2 separate regions of the Homo sapiens genome follow, and region 2 is linked to region 1. A link is a loop called in an ENCODE intact Hi-C map of the cell type or tissue named here. Cell type or tissue: PC-3. All regions are shown on one strand. Links, peaks and the distances in the headings refer to the core of each region. The heading gives the core; the rest is flanking DNA. Region 1 has its middle 83 kb from the start of CDH2-AS1. Region 2 overlaps CDH2 (cadherin 2).

The links. A loop is a pair of places that touch in the nucleus more often than their neighbours do. Peaks named below come from ENCODE experiments on the same cell type or tissue, not always from the same donor. Only the 100,000 strongest peaks of a DNase experiment are listed, where the experiment ranks them.
Region 2: it touches region 1 in a loop (2.7-fold over the local background); 2 of 110 quality-filtered maps call a loop at or near these places.

What each region holds. Positions count from the first base shown.
Region 1 is chr18:27,829,959-27,847,694 of GRCh38, forward strand. No RefSeq gene overlaps it. Among named protein-coding and RNA genes, the nearest start is that of CDH2-AS1, 83 kb to the right of the region's middle. In PC-3, for the core only: no CTCF peak of the experiment used is centred there; DNase peaks (open chromatin) are centred at 8,473 and 9,393; H3K27ac peaks cover 1,648 bases.
Region 2 is chr18:27,993,227-28,001,820 of GRCh38, forward strand. CDH2 (cadherin 2) reads right to left here. Exons shown (of 16, transcript NM_001792.5): 8 at 274-411. Among named protein-coding and RNA genes, the nearest start is that of CDH2-AS1, 76 kb to the left of the region's middle. In PC-3, for the core only: no CTCF peak of the experiment used is centred there; a DNase peak (open chromatin) is centred at 3,715.

The DNA of each region.
Region 1 (17,736 bases), core at 8,333-10,832:
CAGGAGAGAGAGAGAGTGAAGGGGGAAGTGCTACGCACTTTCAAACAACCAGGTCTCATGATAACTTAATATCATGAGAAGCGCAAGAGACAAGTCTGCCCCCATTATCCAGTTGCCTCCCCCAACACTGGGGATTACAATTTAATGAGATTTGGGTGGGAACACAGACCCAAACCATATCACTGACAATCTTTTCCCTTACATTTTCCATTTATGAACCATAATTATCACCTAGGAAATTTTGACATATGTGATACTCTTTGTATTTAGAATAAGTTAGGCATTCTGAAACATTTTAAGTGATCTATTAATAAAAACAAACTTTGATAGAAAAATTTACTGATTGTCTCTGAGATAACATGAAATAAAATATACTTTCACTTCTTTCCTCTACTACACAGAGTCAAGGGTGTGCAAGCAAAGTGTTCTATTATATAATTTTTGTGCCTCAGTTCCTTTATGTTCCAGGGGCAGATTGTAGACCTATGTAATTTTTCTAAATGATGATATTCGCTCTACCATCTCCAAATAACAGAATCTATGGAAAATTAGATCTAAACTGACATTCCAAGTTGACAATCTATCTAAGGGTGTCGTCTATGCACTGATTCTTTCAGCAACAGAAAAAAATTACAAAACATTTATCTTAGGGAGTCTGACACATGCTCAATTTATTCCTGATATGTAGGAAAATGGGGAGATCTGACATTAAAAGCTGAAATTTCTCATATTAAGAAAGAATATATGAAAATAATACCGGATTGAAGTGCATACAAGGATGCCTTGCTGTCCTCTGCATGTCTCTTATTGGAAATGATAGGACAATATACCCTCCTCCTATAAAAAGGCTATATTGTCCTATCATTTCCAGTGAAATGTAAATACATGCCTTTAACCCCTTCAATTGAGTTTTAAATTCTTAATCCAAAAAAAATCTAATCATTCTCAAATATCTACATCAAAGTCTTGCCATACTACTTGACATGTCTAACACCAATATCATTTCTTGGGAAAGGTATGGGAGTCTTTAAAACCTGATTATTTTAACTTGTTTTAGGCATTGTTGTTCTTGGGCACTATGGTCTATCAAGCAAGAAATTTTCTGGAACTCTTTTATCTAATTAAGCCAGTATCACCGACTCTTAAAGAGAAAGCATGATTTTGCATGAATATGTCTAAAAGTCATGTAATTATGACCTTTAGGAGGGAGGAGAGGAGAGAGAGAAGTTAGGTTATGTGCAAAAGACTCTTTCAGAATGGGTAGGACACAGAATAGTCTGATGGGAGACCAGGAGAGCAGACTCAAGTTCCCGGAAGCTGCTCTGACGGTTCTAGTGGAAGACAGATTTTACCTAATTCTTAATTGTGTCCAGGCGTCACTTACCCCACAAGGATCTATTGAGCACCAACTATATGCTGGGAGCTTGTATTAGTTTTGCATTTCTTTCATGCTACTTTAGATTCTGTGAAGGCAAATGTTGACCTCATGCAGCACCGAGAAATTCTTCCATGGTGGAAAGACCTACACATATAGCAGCTGCAATTCAAGAGTTTTGAAGATTTTATTGGTGGTTTTTTTTTAAGCAATAGTTTTTCTACAGCAAATCTCTCACTAACAAGATGGCCATTCATGATATAAAATTAATTTTTGCAGTAAAATAACTCCTACTCTTTATGCCCATTATTTTGTACTGCTGCTCTCCTCTTACTGACCACTGCATATGACCCTAAAAACATCTCAAGCTCACAACCCTAGAGTTCATGCTGCATCTCTGTGGTCTCTCATAGACCACATCTAAGCTACTGTCAAGTTCAAGTGCTCTTTTTCTTTTTCTTTTCATTTACTCAACAAATAATTATGGAGTGCCACATGCCCCCATAATAATAATCACCACGTGCCTGTCATTGTCCCAGGCTTTGGGATATGGAAATGAGCAAAACAGACAAAACTAGTTTACACTCTAATTGGAGAAAAAGACAAACCAATAAGTAAAATGCATAATATATTACTTTATGGTGAAGGGGATAGGTCCTGCGGGGGTTGGAGCAAAGAGGATTAGAATTAGGGGAATGAGGGCTGACTTGGTGTTCTCAGCTTCTTGTGGTAACTGATATGAACAGGGATATGAGACATAATGAGTTAATTACAGTCTCAAGGCCAACACTAGTGTAAAGCTGTGCATCTCTGTGAAGGGGAAGTATTAATCCAAGCAGGGTAGCTCACGGTTTTGGAGCCCCTTCTTGCGAAGGTGACAAAGAGACAAAGGGACTGGGAGAGTGGCTTATCTAGAGCTGAAGAGCTCTAGAGCTCATTCCTGCCTTCTTTGTTCATTGACAGAGTCTTTGCTAAATTCCCCAGTGGATTCTTAACCAAATCACTGTCACTGAGATATATTAAAATAGAAAATGTCTTCTTTAAAATCCCTGAAGAAATTACCAAAAATATACATGCAACATTTTCACACAAAGTAAGAAAGCACAAATGTTAAAAAAAAAATTTTCAGCATTTGATGGCTTGTGTCCTCCCAAGAAAATTAAATAATACCCATAACTATCTTTATTCTTAATTTTTTTCTTTTATTGCCAAGTGGGAAATAAAAAAAGTCAATTATTTTTGTTTCTAGCATACTGTGATTAAACTGTGTGTTTCTAATTATAAGCTACCTACTCAAATAAAAAAAATGTTGCTTTCAAAACATAACACCACAAAATTGTCCCTGTGGCCTGGTGAGCAGTGGCAGAATTAGAGCTGATTGGGAACATCTACAAAGAAAAAGTGTCCTTAATAATGTGATTATTGGCCACCACACACTTCAGCTGGGGACTTTTCTACACGGATGCTTCTGTGGACCCTGGGGAGGGAGTATTTGAAAAGAGCTCAACATTGGACATTGACTAACTGATTTTCTGGTTATAAATAAGAACAAGCATGTGTCCTGGGGAAAGTAATGAATGTCACTGAGCATAAAGAAGAAACCAAGTTAAATGTACATGGATAGTTTTTTTCTAAGTGTGAATACAGTAGGTCGTATTTGTACAGTTTTGTCATGTATCATGGTATAGATTCCAAGTTGCATGTGGGAGCTGAAGGAAGCACCCATTTTTCTGTTCACCAAGCCATTCATTCACTCTATTGAGGATCTCCATCCATCCAGGGGAGAGCCACTTTTGTGTAGCTTGCTCAAAAACATTGTGTGGCTTATTGGAGAATAAATATACGCAAACACAAACAGGTATCTCACAACAATTTCTCCTCTACTCTATGGATTCAAATTTTTCCTTTCTGTTGGATGTTTCCACTTAGCCAGAAAGCATTCTGTAAAGTATATAAGCACTTAAGACTTTGCATACATGTATTATTAATCCCCCCAAGCCATCATTTCTGCCTCTAATTCTTCTTCGTTCAGCCTTCGATACCTCACCACCTACCCCCGCTTTATTTTGTGTAATCTACATTCAACCACTGCTGAAACCCCACTTGCAATAGACATCAGTCATTCTCTAGCTACCAAATCCACCCACCTTCTCAATTGTGTTTCTTTTCCATAGCCTCACACCGTTGATCAGCACCTATTTCCCTAAATCACTCCTTCCTTGCACTGCTCATTTTCAGGGTGGTTGTTGTTTTTGTTTGTTTGTTTGTTTTCTTCTCTAGAATCGCTTCTTCTGTGACTTTATCTCTGGTCTATCTTCCTGCCTCTAGGCCCTAACCATAGGTGTCATGGAATTTTCTATTTAGCCCTCTTCTCCACCCTCTGTCTTCTAGAAAAATGTATTTACTCTCACTCTTTCAATTATCATCTCTAAGCAGAGAGCATCCAAGTAGCTATCTAGAGACCTGACTTCTCTCTTGAGCTCCAGTCCCAAATATTTGTCTTCCAGACCAACAGGCAAAACTAAACTGTAGCATCTGTTGTAAACAACCCCCAGGCATCCACATGAGTAGCTGAGTGTGTTGTGAATGACCCCCAGGCATGCATATGGGTAGCTGGGTTCGTTATGAATGATGCCCAGGTATGCACTTGGGTTTGAGCTCAAACTGGAATATGAGCCAGAGCAGTCAGGCCTCTCCCCCTTTTTGAGGGCTCTCCAGAAAGGACTATTGTCAAGGAGGGAGGTGTGAAAGGAAAAGAGAGAAGAAAGGGAAGAAAATAGCTTAGGTGGGCTTCAGCCTCTGCTCAGCCCTCAAAGCATGATTTCCTATGAGAACCTCAAAGTTCATCTAGAGAATCTAAACTTGCCATCCTCTATCCTGTCCTTAAATTCGTCTTTCTTCCTACCTTGTTTATGATAATGTCACTTCATCTTTCCTTTCGCCTGGGTTCAACACATCTTGATCCTCTCTGTAGCTGCTGGTTATTTTCCATTTTATTCTGTGCAATATATCTTTCTATTTTATATCCTTTCTCCTTTCCCACTGCCTTTGCCTTGATTCCAGTTTCCAGTGCTTCCCACCTGGACTGTTCCAATAGTGCCACTGACCACTATCCACTCAAGCAACTCACTCCCGTGTGTCTTTCTCAGAGGTCTAAACTTACTTCCAACATTCCCTGGTTATATGGATTTTTTTTTGTTGTTTTTTGAGACGTGGTCTCACTCTGTCACCCCATGCTGGAGTGCAGTGGCTTAACCATAGCTCACTGTAGCCTTAAACTCCTGCACTCAAGCAATCTTCCCACCTCCCAAAGTAGCTGGGACAATAGACAGACACCAACACATGGCTAATTATTTTAATTTTTGTAGTGATGGATTCTCACTATATTGCCAAGACTGGGGGATATGTTTTCAGAAAACATACACACAATCTGAAAAATCTCAAGAAATATTATAAATGTTCTTCTTTCCATTGAATAGTTTACTTCTTTGGCTATAAACAGGGGCCATTTATTAACATTATATGTAATTTATGGTTTAAAAATGTGGTGGTAAATATTATCTGTGAAAGAAAGACTGGGAAAATAGCAATCTGTGGGAAGAAGGCTTTGTATGTCAAGGGAGTGAAAAGTGGACCAACTAAAGAAAGTCTCAATTAACCAGGAGAGCATGTTATTCTGTGGAGTTAGATAGGCAAGGCTCCATGTGAGAAAAGAAAATACAAGGGGGACGTGTGTGTGTATATGTTTGTATGTGTCTCCAACTACACAAAAGAGCTCTGTTTCCTCAAAATGACCAACTTTGAGTTGGAAGAGACCAAACTCACAACACTAAACAGGAATCCCAGAATATTCTCCCTAGTTGATAATTTTGGACCCTATAAATATACATCTTTACCATTTAACTTGGCTCAGTTATGACAGCTAATGACTAACTATTGAAGAATGTCCTTAAAGAAAGAGGGGAATGTGGGTTAGTTTGCAAATTCAGGGACTTCTCCCACATTCTCTGAGAGTAGTACCTGAGGACCATAATCCCATTGACGTAGAATGTAGTATAAATGATGCTCCTCAAGTTGTGTAAAGTGACTCATTGATAGGGAGTTGCTTTCATGGGCCGCTTCTCCATTCTCACAACCTCTAACTCCCCAAAAGAACTAGGAGATGCTCCCAAAGTAAACACTTGTTAAAACAGAAGCTTCCTGCTGGTGAGAGAGGGTCAGGGCAAGGATCTTCAATTTTGTTTGTATTTGCCGTGGGAAGTTTTGATGATATCAGTGATCTAATCCCTTATGTTCCTCTCTCAACATCCCACCTCTTAAGTCTAACAGGTTGATAGTCCATCCCCTATCTCCTACTCCCTGAATACTACATCACCTGCTTGAAGGCAGGGAGTGCCTTGTGTATCTTTGTATCTGGCACGTGTGTAATAATAGGTAAGTGAATCAACAAATCAATGAGCAAATATACCCCATAGCAATGGCTCCCAAAATATTAGATTAAAATATCAAAACACAGTCATTAATTGGACACAAATAATAATATTTGCATAAACATATTGCTGTAAGTACTTTCCTTTTGGTAAATTTCAAGAATGTGGAAATCATTTCAGAATGAATTAGGAAAATAGCTGCACTGTATTCATTTTGGTATTGAATTCAACTGTATTCATTTTTTCTACCACCTGGCCCTTGTCTACACTTCAGCTCCCCTCTCCCCAATTTCCTTTTTTGCTTTTTAGTCTCAGCTTTTAGACATCTTCCAACTCCTCTGACAGGCCATCATCTCTCTTGTCTTTGTGACTTCATATGTGAGGTTTACTGAGCCCCCAGATTTATCTTCCTCACCTTCTTATCATTCAGGTCTCAACTCAAAGGAGATATTCTCAGAGAGACCACTTTGACATCTCACTTGGCTAGCTCTTCTGCATACGCTGAGTGTGTGAAGCCATCAGCACATTAATGATGACATCTTTTTATGCATGTCTTCCTGACTAGACCATCAGCTCCTTGGAGGTTCAAGTTTGTCTTGTTCACTTGGTTAGTATTCATTGGTCTCAGTACAGTGCCAAGCAAACTATAGGTGTTCCGTAAATATTGTCTAGTAACATCTCAAAGTTAAACAAACATCATTATCATTTTAGTATCTTTGGGGAGATTTCATTCATTCATTCAACAAAAAATATATATTCAGCCCTTACTTTCTCAAGCTCTGCTAGAAGTATTCAAGCTCTTCACTCTATAAACAGATCTATTATTTTTCTCCCTCAAGTATTTCCAGCCCAGAATTCATTTTATCTTCCAAGAGATGTACTTAATAAATCTAGATTGAAATACCACCTCCAAGACTCCTGATGTCCTTCCTGTAGAAATATGTTATTTTCATATTCTACATTGTCTAAAGCTATTTAACTTCCCAATCACACACAGTGCCTTATGTAGTAACTATGTTCCCAAAAATGTTACTTAAAAATCAAATTATATATTTCAAGTGAATAACATTGTCATTTTAAGTATTATGTACTCATTTTTATTAAACCTCAATTGACAGTAGTTTTTCACATTTTACGTTGTGCCAGAATTTTTCTCTTGATTAATTAATAATACATAAACTAGGCTTAAAAGTATTGGAGGAGTATCTATTTAAATAAATATGTAAATGATTCCTTTTATTTTAGTGAATGATACATTATTTAACCTTTGTGTAGTAATTCTTTGGTCACCAGCCACATATGTCTGAGATATAATGTGCCCTTTCTTTACGGGGGTTCAATTAATGTTTCATTTTTGCAATGATGAAATTTAAATTCAGTTTTCCCTTTTTAAAGTTTTTTTTTCACTCTTACATTGCCAATATTGGAATTGCCACTAACAGATTTTTCAGGAGTGAGGATGAAATGATGTGTGTGAGAAAAAAAATGTGATAGGGAAGTTTGACAAAGTGTTTTAACTAGGCAGAGGCTGAAATTAGAAGCTGGTTATATGAGACATAGCTAAGAAGACATGACATTAAATATGCAGTGATAAGCTGAAACCCTGTTCAAGTAATAGAGCATCACACATAAAGGTATAGGTGGTTATGGTTAACTATTTTTACGATGAAAAGTAAATAAATATTGAAGCACTAGAAGCTTTCCTAATTCAAACATGACTGGGGTAATACATTTATGAACAGAAGAGGCAGGCGAATGGAGATTTGCATAGCCCAACATGAAATCTACCTATGCAATGGCAGTAGAGAGACTCATAAAAAAGCAAGATGGACCATTAGAGAAACACTTGCATTTTTATAGCTATTTTTATATCCAATGATCAAAGGCATTTTATTACCTATGTTAGGGGGAATTCATTTATTCATCTTCAAGCTCTACTATCTCTTTGGAGAAATAAACAAAAAGTCATGACACATCTTTGTAGCCATGACCAAGTAAAGAATTTAATCAAGTAATTTTTTTCACTGATAAATGATGAAAAAAAAGGTTAATTTTATTTGGGGGAGAAATAACCAATTCATCTCAAAGTATGGGTAAAGGCAGAAGTTATTTTTATGGGCCATCTAGAAAAAAGCTCAGGTAAAGAGACAGGGCCCACTAAAAGGCAATCTCTTGTCTCCTACTAGGTACTGATTTATTATAGGCACAAAGGGGGAAGTGTTACTTGGGTTCCATGCATCACTTACTGCATCTCTCCAGGAGATTCGGCATCTGCCATCCAGGTGCTGGCTTGATCTGCACTCTTTTTCTTTATAAGATCCAGTGAGATTATAGCCAAACTGATATGACTGCAGGGTCCCTAAACCCCTTGGCACACAACACTTGGATGTGTCTTTTTCAGCAGATATGATCAGCTTAACATCTGGTGGTTTCCCTCATTCTGTATTCATGCTTAGAGGCCAGAGTGAGCCAAGGTGATATGATTCTCTTAATGCTTATGTGATTTTGTTTGAATTTAGAGGAGGGCCAGAAACCAGAGCCCATTACTTTGCCTATATGATGATGTAATTAAGTACAAATTGGAAAAGGTAGTTGGCTTGCCTGTTGGTTGGCCCCCAACCAACCAGTGTGACTGATAAGTGTGACTAAGAAAAATAATTTTGGTAATGCCTCATCTCACCACCTGGCTGAATCACAAAGTTTAGAAAGCCTGAGACTAGCTGCCTGGTTGATGGTTTGTACCAATGTGCTGTGCATCTACCACTGAGATGCTTGGAGACCTCTAGTTTCAGATCAGTGCTAATGGCCTCAAGCCTAGGAATAAGCTGATTAAGGAGTTCCAAAGGTTAGAGCAGAAGAAAAACTAATCACCCTCAGGAAGGTAGTGGTGTGAAAAGCCAGCAACTACATATGAATGGTGCAAGCATTGCTGTTTTTTCAGGACTGTTCAAAGCAGCAAATGATAGTTAAGCATCATTCCTATCTGGGCAGTATCACTCTGTTGGTCACAGCATGTCCTTGAAAAGGTAGAGAGATCTTGGTTCACTATCTGAGCAAGACAAATTCATTCCATGGCCAAGGCAAGATGTTAAATAGTAATTGTGTGCCCAACTCTCTAACACACACTGGATGCTTTTCAAATGACCTTGTAGATGGAAAGACTTTCCCCTTTGGCTTCATATACAAGGAAACAGCCCTGTGTTACAGACTGAATGTTTGTGTCCCTCCCAAAATTCATATGTTGAAATCCAATCCATATAGTGATGGTATTTGGAGGTGAGGCCTTTGGAGCTAATTAGGTCATGAGTTTGAGGCCCTCATGAATGATATCAGTGGTCTTACAGAGAGAGCTCACTTTCTCTCTCTTTCCACCATAACAGGATGCAACACAGATCAGGAGTCTGAATCTCAAAAGAGAGCCCTCACCAGAACTCCACCATGCTAGCACCTTGATCTCAGGCTTCCAGCCTTCAGAACTGTGAGAAATACATTTCTGTTTGTTTTGATAAGACACCCAGTCTGTAGCACCTTGTTACAGCAGCCTGAGTGACTAAGACATCCTGCATGCAGCTGCCCGTTTGCTTTTTGAGTCACATAGGCCTATAAATAGGAGAAATAAGGGCTACTGCTAGCTCCTGAGGATATACATGCATACCATGCATACCATTTTATTGTGCTTCACTTTATTGTGCCCCACAGATGTATTTTTTAGAAATTGGCGTTTGTAGCAACACTGCATTGAGCATGTCTATCAAAGCATTTTCCCAATAGCAAGTACTTGCTTCATGTTTCTGTGGCTTTGCCATTATTTATTATATCTGTTATGGTGATCTACAAATCAGTGATCTTTGATGCTACTCTTGTAATTGTTTTGGGATATCATGAACTGCGCCCACGTAAGATGGCAAACTTAATGGATAATGGTTGTGTATATTCTGACAATTCTACCACCAGCTAATCTCCCATCTCTCTCCCTCTCTTTGGGCCATGATGTTTGCTGAGACACAACAATATTGAAATTAGGCCAGGTAATAACCCTACAATGGCCTGTAAGTGTTCAAGTGATAGGTAAAGTCATACATCTCTCACTTTAAATTAAAAATTGAAAACTAGAAATGATTATGTTTAGTGAGGAAGGCATGTTGGAAGCCAAGACAGACTGAAAGCTAGGCTTCTTGTGACAAAGAGAAAGGCAAGTTGTGAATGCAAAGAAAAAATTTTTGAAGGGAAGTAAAAGTGCTACCCTAATGAATACATGATTATATGAAAGCAAAACAGCTTGTTGCTAATATGGAGAAAGTTTGTGTGGTCTGGATAGAAGATCAAACCAGCCTCAACATTCCCTTAAGTCAAAGCCTAATCCAGAGTAAGGCCCTAATTATCTTCAATTCTATAAAGGCTGACAGGGGTAAGGAAGCTGCAGAGGAAAAGTGTGAAGCTAGCAGAAGTTGGTTCCTGAGGTTTAAGGAAAGAAGCTTCTTCATAGCAAAAGTTCAATGTGAAACAGCAAGTGTTGAGGTAGAAGTTGCAGTAAGTTATCCAAGAAGATCTAGCTAGGATAATTGATGAACGTGGCTATACTAAACAACAGATTTTCAATAGAGACAAAACAGCCTTGTCCAAGAAGAACGTGCCATCTAGGACTTTCATAGCTGTAGAAGACAAGTCAATTCCTGGCTTGAAAGCTTCAAAGGACAGGCTGCTCTCTTGTTAGTGGCTAATAGAGCTGGTGACTTAGTTGAAGTCAATGCTTATTTACCATTCCAAAAACCTAGAGTGCTTAAGAATTATACTAAATCTGTCTGCCTACACTTTAGAAATGGAACCATAAAGCCTGTTTACAGCATATCTATTTACAGCATGGTTTACTGAATGTGTTAAACCCACTGCTGAGACCTACTGCTGAGAAAAAAAATTCTTTCAAAATATTACTGGTCATTGACAATGTACCTGGTTATCCCAGATCTCTGATAGAGCTGCACAAGGAGATTGATGTTGTTTCCGTGCCTGCTGACACATCCATTCTGAAGCCCATGAATCCCTAAGGAGTAATTTTGACTTTTAAATATTATTATTTAAGAAATGTAAGGCCAGGTGCGATGGCTTATGCCTGTAATTCTAGTACTTTGGGAGGCTGAGGTTGATGGATTGCTTGAGCCCAGGAGTTCAAGACTAGCCTGGGCAAAATGGTGAAACCCCATCTCTACAAAAATATGTATATATATATAAAATTAGTTGGGCATGGTAGTGTGCACCTGTAGTCTCAGCTACCCAGGAAGCTGAAGTGGGAGGATTGCCTGAGCCCGGGATTTGGATGCTGCAGTGAGCCATGATCTTGACATTGCACTTCAGACTGGGCAACAGATCAAGACCTTATCTCACACACACAAAAAAAAGAAAAGAAATTTATTTTGTAAAGTTATAGCTGCCATAGTTCTTGATTCCTCTGATGGATGTGGGCTGCATAAATTGAAAATCTTCTAGAAAGACTTTGCCATTCTAGATGCCATTAAAAACATTCATGATTCATGGAAGGAGGTCAAAATATCAACATTAATAGTAGTTTGGCAAAAGTTGACTTCAATCCCCATGGATGACTTTGAGGGGCTCAAGACCTCAGTGGAGGAAGGAACTGTAGATGTGGTGGAAAGAACAAGAGAACTAGAATTATAAGTGGTGCCCGAAGATGTGACTGGCTTGCTGCAATCTCATAATAAAACTTCAACATACGAGGAGTTGCTTTTTATGGATGAGAAAATTGGTTTCTTGGGATCGAATCTACTCCTTTTGAAGATGCTATGAACATTGTAGTAATGACATCAAAGTATTTAGAATATTCCACATACTTAGTTAATAAAGCAGCAACAGGGTTTGAAAGGATTGACTGCACTTTTGAAAGAAGTTCTACTGTGGGTAAAATGCTATTAAACAGCATCGCATGCTACAGAAAAATCTTTTATGACAGGAAGAGTCAATTGATGTGTCAAAATTCACTGTTGTCTTGTTTTAAGAAATTGCCACAGTCACCCTAACTTTCATCAACCACCATCCAGATCAGTAGCAGCCATCAATATTGAGGCAAGACCCTCCACCAGCAAAACAATTATGACTCTATGAAGGTTCAGATGATCATTAGCAATTTTTAGCAATAAAGCATTTTTACGTTAAGGTACATACATTTTTTACACCTAATGTTATTACACATTTAATATACTACAATATAGTGTAAACATAACTTTTATATGCACTGGGAAACCAAAAGATTTGTGTGATTTGCTTTGTTGTCATATAAGCTTTATTATGGTGATCTGGATCTGAACCCACAATCTCTCCAAGGTATGCTTGGATTAACAACCTGTGTCTCAGCTCCGAAACCTTTTCTAAAGCAGTATAAAAACCTGGTAGAATCAGAAGGCTTCATAAGATGCAAAATATGTAAAGAGATTCTTTGTTAGATTTAAGGGATCCAGATGTAGTGTACGAAGTTATATAATCACATTCAGATCCCTAGTATATATGGTTATTGTTGGAATGCACCTGTTTTTTTTAACACCTTCACAATAAACCTGTGGGGGTAACTCCTATTATTGCCCGGTAAAGGAAGATGCTCAGAAAAGTTCATCCCACCCAATGAGAAAGGGTGAAAAATACAGAGCTGAGATGCCCACCCAAAACCGCCTCCAAAAGTGTATCATTTTATTAGAAGCTGAAGTTTTTATCTATTTTAAAGACAAGTCATAAAAGAAGACTGGCTTAATAGTAAAACATTAATGGTAACATTAATTAGCATTCCCATCACCATTGCTCACACTTATTTTCCATCTTACCTCTGCAATAAAGGTGCTTACATTTTTTTAAAAAATCAGCATCCAAAAAAAAAATTGAGACCCCAAAAGGGGAAATGATCTCACTGAGTCCCTGAGCAAGTCACAGACAATTTTGTCAATCTGATTCCATCTCTAAATCTCTCCTTACCTTGATATTCTAATTAGTAAAAGTGAGAGAAATTATCTCCTATCCTCTTATTTCAATGTCAGGGAAGGAGCCAAGAAAGAAACTCAGCAGCCTCCACTCTCTGTCTAAATGTTTTGTTGACAAAGCCATATTATATCCACATGCCCAAATGCAAGCAAGATGGGAATAACAACAACAAAAACTCTCAAGAATGGCAGGAAGATCATGGAAAAAAGCAGCTGATTCTCCCCTTCCTCAAGAAAAGGGAACAATGGCATCCATTCATTTGGAGGTAGAACTTTGAAAGTCCAAGAACTATGGCATGGACTGTTTAACTCTGGTTCCCACTAGGACTTTTCTGCCACTGGCAATTTTGCCAGAAATTGCACTATAAAACATGAACCAGGGATGGAAGGGTGGGGTGCAGAACCGTGGGAGACCCACACAACCCCCAAAATTCAATTCCACTCTTTATTTCTGGTTCATGGAAAGAAATTGGCTCAGCACGCAAGCTACTCTGGGATTTGCTGACCCTTCTGCCGGGGGTGATAGGAATCTGTTCCTAATTGACCCTCCTGGACAAATCTGGAAACTTCTACTTTGTTCTCCCTGTCTTAGAAGAACTGAGTACATATTGTGCCCAAAGAAAAGTAATTCTAGCAAGTTTTCATCAGTAGGTCTAACTAAACTGTGGGAGTAACAATCTGGAATTTAAGAAATGCAGTGCCAAGACTCACAATGAGTGGACACTGTGATTTTTAAAAACTCCCAATTTACTCTTCTGTAAAATGAGAGTATTAATATTGGTATCCTAAAACCATGGTGAGAATTTAATGATACTACATATATACATATATATACAATCTCCAGCATGAAGTGAGTGCCCCTCCCCTTCCTGGCACAGTCCAATCTAGTGGCATATCCAGAGCCTCCACACTCTAAGATGCTAATATTCGAGGTGTCCTCACTTGAATAGGTCCCATGGCAGGTGGATCCAGAGATAACCACAGAATCCCATTTTGTACAGCTTTCTGCTCTCAGTGTCTTTGCTTCCTGCTCAAGGGACTCATCACTTTTTTTTTTCTTCTCTTCTAATCCCTGCTAATAAATCCATTCTCAGACATTTTCTTAACCAATGCTTCAATCATGGAATCAGGAAATTTAAAAGCAGAAATGAATCTAACAATGTAATTGAGGTTATCCCTCCTCTGGGCAATTGATTCCCAATGTGAATATGAAGAATGGCATCCTTGCAAGCATAGTTTTGGTATTAGTCACTGTAATGATGAAAAGCTTGTTGTTTTATGTTCAGGGGGCGTGACAGTAAGAAAAGTGGGGGGGTTTCTGAGGGGCCTTGAAATCTCTCTTATCACTCACATCATTTCCTTAAAGTTACCATTCATTGGCTTTATGTTATGACTAATAAACTCTTTAAACTAAAATCTATCAACCCTCTTAACAACCACAGATGTAGACAGGTCCTGATGCATCCTATCTCCTCTCACTCTCCATGACTCTACTCAAACACCTCTCACTAGGGCTGCCAGAGACGTGGAGATGTTATTAAGAGCTCACTTCCTATTTTCATCTCACCTGACTTCTCAGTATTTCCACTATTTTGAACATTCCCCTTTTCCTGGAACTCTCTATTCTCTAAGTTTCCTTGATCCACACTCTAGTTTTCTCATGCCTCTCTGGAGATTCTTTCTTCACCCAGCCATTAAATATTGCAATTCTTCAAAACTTTGTCATAGGTCTTTCCTCTTTTTAAAATTATTTTCTGAGTAATATCATCCACATGGGCTTCTGTGACCACTTATATATAAATTATGCCTAGACGTCAGATCTCTCCTCTGATCTCCAGTTGCACATATTCAACAGCCTGCCTCTTGTCCCTGCTTGGATATCTTAAAAACCACAACCCACAAATGTTTATTTGAACTCTCCACCTTCTTCAAGAAGTCTTGGGGTTTAACTGTCACAGCAACTCCCAGCATCCACCAAAACAACATTTTTGATCCTTTGATCCCATCACCTTTACCCTCCATATCCTTACTGTAGCCAAGCCCTATAGATTTTTCTTCCAAATATCTCTTGGATCTGTCCAGTATTTCTACCTTTGATGCCACTTTGGACTACAGCAGTCAATAGCCTTTCAACCAGTCTTATTGTAGCCATTCTTGTCTAGCTCCAATTCATTCTCTCTAATAGAGGCAAAGCGCTGTGCTAAAAGGCAAATAGAATTTTTCCATTCCCCATTTAAAATACTTCAATGGTACCTGGTGTTCCTGGATTAAAGACCACAGTCCTTACCAAGACTTTCAGGGGCAAGAGTTCTCCACTCCTGTCGATCGCTATGGTTTCATCTTCACCTGTTCCAGCAGACACCTTTCTGTTTCTAACAACAGCAAGCTCAATCCCACCATAGAAACTATGTTTATATTCTCCCCTCTCTGCCTAGAAATCACTTATCATCTCCCCAAACCCCCTCACCCACTCCATTAGTTTCCTAGGGATACCATAACAAATTGCAAGAAACATGGTGGTTTCATAAAAGAAACTTTTAATCTCAGGTTCTGGAGGTCAGAAATCTGAACTCAGGGTGATTGCAGGGCCATGCCCTCTCTGATGGCTCCAGGGGAGAATCTGTCCTTTGCCTCCTCCAGCTCCTGATGGCCGCTTGGCATTTCTTGACTTGTAGCTGCATAACTCATCTCTGCATTCATCTCTACATGGCTCCTCTCCTCTTGTGCCTGTGTTCATCTTTTCTGTGACATTTCCTATTCTTTTTTTTTTTTTTTTTTTTTGAGACGGAGTCTTGCTCTGTTGCCCAGGCTGGAGTGCAGTGGCACAATCTCGGCTTACTACAAGCTCCGCCTCCCAGGTTCATGCCTTTCTCCTGCCTCAGCCTCCCCAGTAGCTGGGACTACAGGCGCCTGCCCCCACACCTGGCTAATTTTTTGTATTTTTAGTATAGACAGGGTTTCACCATGTTAGCCAGGATGGTCTCGATCTCCTGACCTCGTGATCCACCCACCTCGGCCTCCCAAAGTGCTGGGATTACAGGCGTGAGCCACCATGCCCAGCCAACATTTTCTATTCTTATAAGGTCAATTCTCATTGGACTAAAGGCTCACCCTGTTAATCTAGAGTGATCTCCACAAAATCCCTAACTTAAGTATATCTGTAAAGACTCTTCCTGCATAAAGTTAGAACTTAGACTTATCTTCTTGGGGGCCACATTTGAACCCTTTACATGTACCTAAACCCTATTTATTCTTCAGATTTCAGCCCAATAAGTATTTCCTTAGAGCAGCCATTCCTTCTCTGAATAAGCTCATGCTTCTGAGGAAGTACATACTTCTTTGTGGTCTGCTGGCCACATCACACAGCAGCAAAGCAAAGCTTCTTCCTCCATAATCTCACATTGGTACACAGCGTCATGTACACACACATAAAAGAGAACACACACATTAATTCGCTGAAACACATGTGTACAAGCAGGTATGCCCAATCCCAACAGAATTTTGGGAAGTTTGATTCCCACACACCCCCTAACCCATACAACTCTAAGTCTAGCATGATTGCCTCACTGAGGGTCTAGGGTACATTTAGGGTAAACATCTCTGGTGCCATGTAGTGAGTGAGTGGGTTTGATTGTGTTGCAGCCAGGGCTGATGACCATCTGGACTATTAAAAAGTTAACTTGGATCCAAGGAAGTCCAAAAAGTGGTTCTTTTTGTAGAATAGTAGCCAAAATGTATTTTTACTTGAGTAAGTTGTACCCTTTTCTAACATAAACAAAGAAACAGTGTCTTAGTTCATTTCTGCTGCTATAATACGGCAGACTGGGCAATTTATAAAGAAGAGGAATTTATTCTCACAGTTCTGGAGGTTGGGAAGTCCAAAATCAAGATCCCACTATCTGCTCTGATCTTTCCTATTGTGTTCTCTCATAGTGGAAGGAGGAAAGGCAAGAGAGAGCAAACTCACTCCTATAGGCCCTTTTCAAAGTGGCATTAATTCATTCATGAGGGCAGAGCCCTCATGACCTAAACACTTCCCAAAAGGTCCCCGCCTCAACACTGTTACATTGGGTATTAACTTTTCAACACACAAACTTGGGGGTCACATTCAGACCACAGCATATGATATAAGCAAGCTATCAGTGGCACTACCCAAATATGCCCACTTCTGTCCATCACCACTGCTACAACATAGATGCAAGATGCCATGAGCCCTTGCCTAAAATATTGCATCAGCCACCTAATTGTCTCTCTGCTTGTCCTCTATGCTTGCCTCCTTACAATCAGTTCTTCTGTATATGACTTTCAGAATTATATTTTCTGTAACAAATCGTGTCACTTAAATCCCCTGTCATTCCCTTGCTTGAAACACTTCAATGACTTTCCACCAGACTTAGAATATTATCCAAGCTCCTCACTATAACCTATTAGCTTGTATATTATCAGGGTATCCCATCTCTTATCACTTCCCCCATCATTCACCCTGATCCCCACCACTTCAGTGATACTTCTACCTATTCCTTGAAGATATCAAGTCAACTCTCAGCTTAGAGTCTTTCCACAGACTGTTGCCTTTGTCTGGAATACTGCTTCCCTGGGACCTTGTATGCCTGGCTCCTTATTATGTAGATCTCAGCTAAAGATGCCTCTTATTTTATCTAAAATAAACCTCCTCAAATCTCTATCACATCGGTTTATTTTATTTCCTTTGTATCTATGATTACTATCTGAATTAATCTTATTATTATTTATTTCCTATACCCTCTCAGGAAAAGATAAGCTTCATGAGACAGAGTTGGCCCACAATAAATATTTAATGAATAAACGAATGTTTGGCTCCACCAACTCTGCTGTACACACATATCGCAGACTTAGACAAACAGTGTGTCAGTGTTTATGACTGAGCCATAAAGATGTTAATCTAGCTCTTCTTTCAAAGGTTTTTCTTTCT
Region 2 (8,594 bases), core at 2,604-5,103, 160 kb after region 1:
TAAGCATTTTGTTGTAACAGCACAGTCTTTTTAGGACGTGTTTTCCAGGCAGCTTATTTTAACAACTTTAACAGTGGACTTGAAGACTACGAAGAAACAAATTACTTGGATGCCTCACGTAAGGCCCTGATGACAGAAATGTCCGAGTTAGCAGCCATGCTACTATTAGGTGAAGCAAGTTCCACCTCTATTTAACACATTTATTATTCATGACCAACCTTCTCAGTAACGAACTACAGACCCAAAGTTGTGTGAGTGACAGGCTGTACTCACCGTCATGGCAGTAAACTCTGGAGGATTGTCATTGACATCTGTCACTGTGATGACGGCCGTGGCTGTGTTTGAAAGGCCATATGTGGGATTGCCTTCCATGTCTGTAGCTTGAATTATTAACGTATACTGTTGCACTTTCTAAAAAGACATAAAGATAAGAACTTAAATGAAACTAATTCCTCAAGAAGACATAACAGTTGTTCTGTAAACGGCTCTTTATAATGCAAGGAGAGCATGGCATCATTCATTCTGATTAACATGACTTGAAATTTCGCAAGTGGAGTTTCCTTTAACTTATGAAGCACAGGTCTGGTCCTTGTCTAGAGAGATTTAACTGTGTATATTCACCTCTACTGGCAGAAAGGAATGCACTGCAGATGTGTGAAATTCACAGCTAAGCTGAAACCTCCATCTGGTTCCAACTTTTGCCTTTCTTCACTTCACGAGATTGTGATCAAGCATTCAAGTCATTTGGTTCGTATTTACTTTCTTCTATGTTAATTTCTACCCAGTTTAGGATACTAAAAACAATGAAGAATCTCAAGACAGGGAGAAGAACACATACATAATTCACAAAGTATATAAGCTTTCCTTTTATATGTTCTTACATATATTCTATTATTACAGGGTAGATGCAATATTTCCCCTTAAATTCTATTGATACATATGATTCAAAACCATATAGAAGAGATATACAGTATTCTTAAACAAAGTCAAAACTTGAAGGGTTTCCGTTTATTTCCATAGTCTTCTAACAGGGCATATATTTGATAACTGCATATTCAATGGATTAGGATTTGGGTATAACACTCATTGTGTCCACTGCTTTAAGCACAGACCTACAATGGATATAAATATTGATACATTTACATGTAGATGATTATTATTAGACAGGCATCCACTACTTTCAAATTCCAGGTTGACTGTTTTAAAAGAGCCAAATTAAGCTATAATATATCTAAGAGAAAATGCTGAGATTGAGAAGTCAGGCATTTGCTGAGTAAGTTTTATATTAGGAAAACCTAACTTTAAACAATATCTAAAATCATTTGGAATCTCTGTGGAAATTTGCAGATAGATCAAAAACAGTGATCATTTTCATAAATGTTAAAACATTCTGAACAACAAAATCCGCTACATACAAAAATAAACTGTCACTGCAAAGTGCAGTTTTCCCTGTTTCTAAATATAGCTAACATTATGAATGGCCATTCTTAAGGGATTTCTGGAGCTTAGATAGAACACACACAAATTGTAGCTTTTGATTTAGTTGTCAGGGGGAGGGGCAAAGAAAAGAAAGGAGTAGGAAGGAAAGCCAAACCGCCCACACTAGATTCTAAGTCTCTGTCTGTCCACCCAAATGCCAATCTCTAGCAGTTATTTATTTCAGTTATTTTTTGTCTTCCAAAAAGAGAAAATGTTACACTATTTTGAATTAAAAAACACACACGCAGTAAGAAATAATGTTGGTTGAGTCATTTAATTTTTTCTTAACCCACAGTACCTCACTATAATGTTAACATAGGCTAAGGGCTAGGTGCGGTGGCTCACGCCTGTAATCTCAGCACTTTGGGAGGTCGAGGCAGGCGGATCATGAGGTCAGGAGTTCAAGACTAGTCTGGCCAACATAGTGAAACCCCGTCTCTATTAAAAATACACAAAAAATTAGCCAGGCGTGGTGGTGGGCGCCTGAAATCCCAGCTACTCGGGAGGCTGAGGCAGGAAAATCACGTGAACCCAGGAGGCGGAGGTTGCAGTGAGCCGAGATCGTGCCACTGTGCTCCAGCCTGGGCGACAGAATGAGACTCCATCTCAAAAAAAAAAAAAAAAAAAAAATGTTAACATAGGCTATAATACTTCTTCAGTTGCTTTCCTTCCCCAATTAGAAGTGTCACTTCAGCTTAATGCTTTCATGGTTAGTGAGAGAATTTCGCAGGACATTCAGTTCAGCCTCCCAGCTGAAAACCATGAAAATAAAAACTTTTATGACTTTTGAAATGTCAGTTTTGTTAGCTGCTATTTGCAGAAACAGATGAACATTCTCAAAAAGAGAGAAAAAAAGGAAGCTTATTTCTTAAGAAGTTAACTCACATAGGTATTACATGAAAGTATAGTTATTTCCTAATGTCTAGTCTACAAAAATCTTTAGAATTATGTAAGCATAATACATCCAATAATTTTCCATTGATCTGCAATATTGGAATTAGTAGCTAATACTTGAAATTTCTTATTGCTGCAAGCTAGTCTGGAAATTTTAAATTACAAAAGGACACTTGTTATTTCCAAAGTACAATATCTCTTCAAATAAAAAAAAAATTCCACTTGGTAAATAGTAAATAATGTCATCTCCATTTTCAAATGCCAGATTGCTAAAACATTCTTATATTTAGTAAGGAAGGCTTGATAGCCTGTGTTTTAGACAACTGAACTGCTTAGAGCTTCTTGCCTAATTTGGTCATTGGGCATCTGGCTGTGAATGACTGACATTTAGATTCCGTTAAGTGTTCGACTTCCCACTCTCATAGTACCTCAGCTGATCAAGGGGATTCTGCTTGAAAACTTCTCCTCCCTTCCTGCTCTATATGGAATAAAATCCAAAATCATCTGCTTGCTGTCAATCCTTCCCTCTCCGAAACTCGCCTATTTTACAAAAGTGATTCCTCCCATTCGCTTACCCCACACCTGGAGCTGTTTTGCATTTATCTTCAAATGCCCTGTCATGATCCTGTGTCATTCCATTTGGCATTCTCCTCTGCCTAGACAAGTGGATGTTACACAGAGTGAACATTTTGGGTTGTTACAACTAAGCACTCCTTAGTTGTGACAACCAAACTCAGTACCGACATCTAATGGGTAGAGGCCAAGGATGCTGCTAAACAGCCTATGATGCACAAGACAGGCCTCATAACCAAGTAAAAATGTCATAGTGTCCTGGCTGAGAAACCCTTGCCTAGAATACCATTCCCTTCATTCCAAGCCTGGCTAACATGCAGCTTACAAGTCACTTTGGAGACGACTTCTGAAAGTTCTTGAGGAAGAGCTGTTTGTGTCCTCAGGACAGAGCCCTTACAACACACCCCATCACTGTTTATAGTTTATATGGCTGTTATCAGTCGTATGTCTGTATCTGCCTCACTGTGCATGTGTGTGCATACAGAGACACAGACACACACACACGTGTCCCAAGGGCCCTTGCTTTGTTGATGCTTGTGCCACTGGCATATATGGCACAGTGCCTGACTCAGAGTAAGAATTCCACAAATGCTTCTGACTTGGTGGATGGATGGGTGAATGCATAAGAAACCTTGGGTTTTGCATGATCTTATCTCAGGTAAAGAAAAAGCCATCTTCTATTCACATGGATAGCTATAATTTACTTCTTAAAACCCATACTGGGAGCATAAACTAGCTCACCTTTTCCCAAAACCACAGTGATTCATGCACAGTAGTCCCAATTCTAACATTTCCTCATACTATGAGTCACTTCCTATTTATATTGACATTAATTTCCCTTTTTAAAGCTTAATTTATTGTAAAAGTCCCATAAATGGAAAGCTAGCATCAGTTATCATAAATATGACAGTAAAAAATAAACATGATGAAATTCTTGGATTCTGGCAGTCTCTACTTGATGAAGTAGCACGTGAAAGGCTGTGTCCGCTTGCTGTCCTAGAGGCTTCTCAGCATTTACCAATTAAAATCTTATGCACGTGCAGCACAATTTTGAAACACTGAGTGACATCAGTGAATGAGGAGGTGAGAACATTCAGTCATTCATACAGCAGACATTTAATGAAATGTCTTCAAAATGCCAGGCAATGGAGTATTTACTTGGGTAAAACAGTGACCAAAACGAGATACAGCCTTGCTTTCACTAAGTGATGGAGGCAGAGAGTAAAGGATCACAGGACCATATAGAGCCACCAAATGCATGAGTGCAAGTCTAGAAATGGTAGGAAGAAGTAATATGAAGAACCTTCAATAGTGCATACCAACTATCAGGTTGGTGCAAAAGTAACTGCAGTTTTTGCCATTACTTTTAATGTCATTACTTTGAGTAAAAAGAGAAGAACTTGATGACTAAACAGATTGCAGGTAGAGGGACAGCAGGGCATGGGAAAGGCAATTAAACGATGACCTTGGGAGACTGAGGAGAAGGTCCTGGTCACGTGAAATAGGAAATTCATCATAAATCACGGGTTTCAGGAGATGACAGATTTGCCTCTAGATAAATTGGGTTGGGGACAGAGAGTTGAATAACAATGTCACCGAAACTTAGGAGGGAAGTATAGATTTGTGACTCTGTTCAAATTCTTTTTTTTTTTGAGACTGAGTCTCACTCTGTCGCCCAGGCTGGAGTGCAGTGGCACAATCTCGGCTCACTGCAAGCTCTGCCTCCCGGGTTCACGCCATTCTCCTGCCTCAGCCTCCCGAGTAGCTGGGACTACAGGCGCCCGCAACCACGCCTGGCTAATTTTTTGTATTTTTAGTAGGGATGGGGTTTCACCGTGTTAGCCAGGATGGTCTCCATCTCCTGACCTCGTGATCCGCCCACCTTGGCCTCCCAAAGTGCTGGGATTACAGGTGTGAGCCACCACTCCTGGCCAACTCTGTTCAAATTCTTAACTGCTAAGCCCCACTTCCCTCATCTGTGAAATGGGACTAAAAGTACCATCTACCTTATAAATGTGGTCTTTCTTTTGTATACATATTACATGCTGGCACTGTTCCAAGGGCCTTGATTTAAAAACAAAAAACAACTTTTATTGAGTTTGAGCACTATGTGCCCAGCACAGTGCTATGCACTATGCATTATTTCAGTTAGTCCTCACAATAATCCTATGAGGCAGGTGGGGTTTTGAAACCCCATTTTACAGATGAGGAAATGGGCTTAGGAAGGTAAAGGAGCTTGCCATGGACACCCAGCCATAAGAGGCAGATAATAGACTTGAACTCAGGTATGGTCAAGAATCTGTACCGTTAACCAATCCACTACGTGAGTGCCCTCTAAGATGGTAAGAGTACTGCACACATGCAGCATGTGCACAGGTCAAGCGGGGGAAGCAGGTGGAAAGCCGGACTTCAAGTGGACAAGGAAGGAGTGGAAGTATTTTTTGCTTGTTTGTTCTTGAGACAGGGTCTCATTCTGTCACACAGGCTGGACTGCAGTGGCACGATTATGGCTCACTGCAGCCTTGACCACCCAGACTCAGGTGACAGGTGATCCTCTTACCTTAGCCTCCTGAATAGCTGGGATTACAGGCATGCACCACCACGCCTGGCTAATTTTTTGTATTTTTAGTAGAGACAGGGTTTCGCCATGTGGCCCAGGCTGGTCTCAAACTCCTAGGCTCAACTGATCTGCCTGCCTTGAGTGCTGGGTGCCCCTTGGAGAAGACTGGTGTGGAACTCAGGTAAAGTATAGTAACTTAAACATTTCTTTACAATTCATGTTCAGGGTAATGAGACAAGGAATATCTGCCCCACTGGATGTTGAGAATGGGAATCCAGATATACTTTCTGTGTAACACAGTCTATATAGAGGTATGCAGAGACTACTGTGGGTGATCAGAGAAGGGATTGAGAACTGGCTCTCAGAGGGTAAGGATTAGCCTGTTATGTAGGAGAACAATATTTAGGCAGAGGAAACGGGAACAGAAGAATAGAAAACTTCCTATTTGCACAAGGACTGTGTGTGGTTCAATGAGTGGTTGGGCATCATTTGTATGTGAAAGGCAAGTAATTCTGGGGGGTTAGGTTAAGGAGGGTTTTGGGGCCAAGGTCACAGAGGGTCTGGAATGCACTATTAAAAAGCTCTAACTTCATCCTATAGGGCATGGAGAGCTATGCTACCACAGTGGAGACCCAGCAGGTTTGTAGATTATGAAGCAACCTGTAGAGGAAGGAAGATTGAAGACAACAGAAAACAGGAGAACACCCCTTCAGGATGGAACTAGGAGTTGAAGGCACAAACAGAAAGATTATTAGGTTTGGAAAACAGGAAGTATTTCTTTCATCTTATGAAGAGGAGTAAAGGTGATAGATAGTGCTCAACCAGGAGATGCTGCTGTTGCTATTCATGATGGCAGTGGGGAAAACAATAGCTCAGATTTATTAGGCACTGTGCTGAATGCCTTTTAAAACGCTTTTAAATTTATATATATATACATATATACATATATATATGTGTGTGTGTGTATATATATGTATATATGTGTGTGTGTTTGTGTATATATATATACATTTTTTTTGAGACAGGGTGATATGGTTTGGCTCTGTGTCCCCACCCAAATCTCACCTTGAATTGTAATCCTCATAATACCCATGTGTCAAGGGCGGAACCGGGTGGAGGTAACTGAATCATGGGGGCAGTTTCCCCCATACTGTTCTCATGATAATGCATGAGTCTCACAAGATCTGATGGTTTTATAAGCGTCTGGCATTTCCCCTGCTTGCACTCTTCATTTCTCTCCTTCCGCCCTGTGAAGAGGTGCCTTCTGCCATGATTGTAGGCTTCCTGAGGCCTCCCCAGCCATGCGGAACTGTGAGCCAATTAAACCTCTTTTCTTTATAAATTATCCAGTCTCAGGTATTTCTTTATAGCAGTGTGAGAACAGACTAATACAGAGGGTCTCACTCTGCCACTCAGGCTGCAGTGCAGTGGTGCAATCACGGCTCACTGCAGCCTTGACCTCCCAGGCTCAGGTGATTCTCCCGCTCAGCCTCCCAAGTGGCTGGGACTACAGGTGCACACCACCATGCCAGCTAATTTTTGTATTTTTTGTAGAGATGGGGTTTCGCCATGTTGTCCAGGCAGGTCTTGAACTTCTGGGCTCAAGCCATCCACCCACCTCAACCTCCCAAAATGCTGTGATTACAGGTATGAGCCACCGTGCCTGGCCTGAATGCTTTATGTGTCATGTTACATAATTCTTAAAACTGTCCCATGAGGTAGGTAATACTATTATCCCCATTTATGGATGCAGGAGCTGAGGTTTCAGGTTAATACACTGAAAGTCAAACAGCCCATACTAAGCAGAGCCAGAGTTCAAACCTGGGGGGAGCAGGGGTGAGTCTTTGACAGTCCTGCACAAAAAGGGCAGAAAATGGACATGAAATGGAAAGGCCAGGAATACTACCAGCAAGTAATGTCACAAGAGGACAGATGGGAACAAATGCTGAAGACTGGGTAATGTGGCAAATACACCTTTAGGTCTGGAGAAGCTGAAGAATTAAAACTAAATTTTTAAAACCTGAAGATTAAACAAAAATAAAAAGCTGAATCTCACTAAGCATTTCAATGATTAGGAGTTCAATCACTTAAAGGTGTCATACATCCTGAGAGCACGAGAACACACATTACTTTTGACAGAAAGGAAACTGTGAATTCTAATAGAAATAAAAGAATTTCAAGTCTGCACGAGGCCTGAAAAAGTCAAAGTAATTTATCCCTGGCCTCAGGAAGAATTATCATAAACCATCCGAGATAGATGCATTTTTTCTATGTTAAATGACTTTCAGAAAAGGAAGGTTTTCCATAATTTTCCCTAGTAACTCATTGTTGTGTTTAATAATTTCACTGTCAAGAAGCTATTTCTCATACTGTATCTAACCCATAATTCTATAGTTTCAAATCCATTTCCACATTAGTTTAATCAAGGGGTAGTGAACAGCTTCTCTATCCACTGGAAGATAAACTTAATGACAATTATGGCCTCACGTCAGGCTTTCATCCTCTAAACGAAATACAGTCTGATTTTTAAACATGGTTGGTCTGTTTTAGTAAAAAGTATCTTTAATTTTCCATGCCTCTTTCTTTCCATAAAACATCCAGTCTAAATGAGATAGGAATATTACCATATGAAAACAGGATGAAGTCTCATTTCTGTATCTCACAATGACAATGTGAATGAAAGAGAAATATTAGGATTATGAAATGAACTAAATCTACTTGGTATATGAGCAACCTGGCACTGAAGAAAGAATACTGAAAATTACCCCATATTCTCTAATAAATTATGGCATTCATGCTGAGTTTATCGGCATATAAAAATAGTATTTCATATAGCAATGAAGAGGTGAAAATATACACATGTTACTGAACTAAAAGTACTACTTAAGAAACTAAACTGAGTCCAACAATCTCTGATGCAAATCATTTCTAGAAAAAGAACTGTTGATGCCTACAAGTCAATAGGTACAATGTCATAGGCATACACTAACTCCTAAGTAAGGCTCTCAGCTCAGAATAAACTAATCTTTATTGGCTCATATTACTTTATTGTAGTGCCTCTAGCACTATTTTGTGTGAACAATTGCAA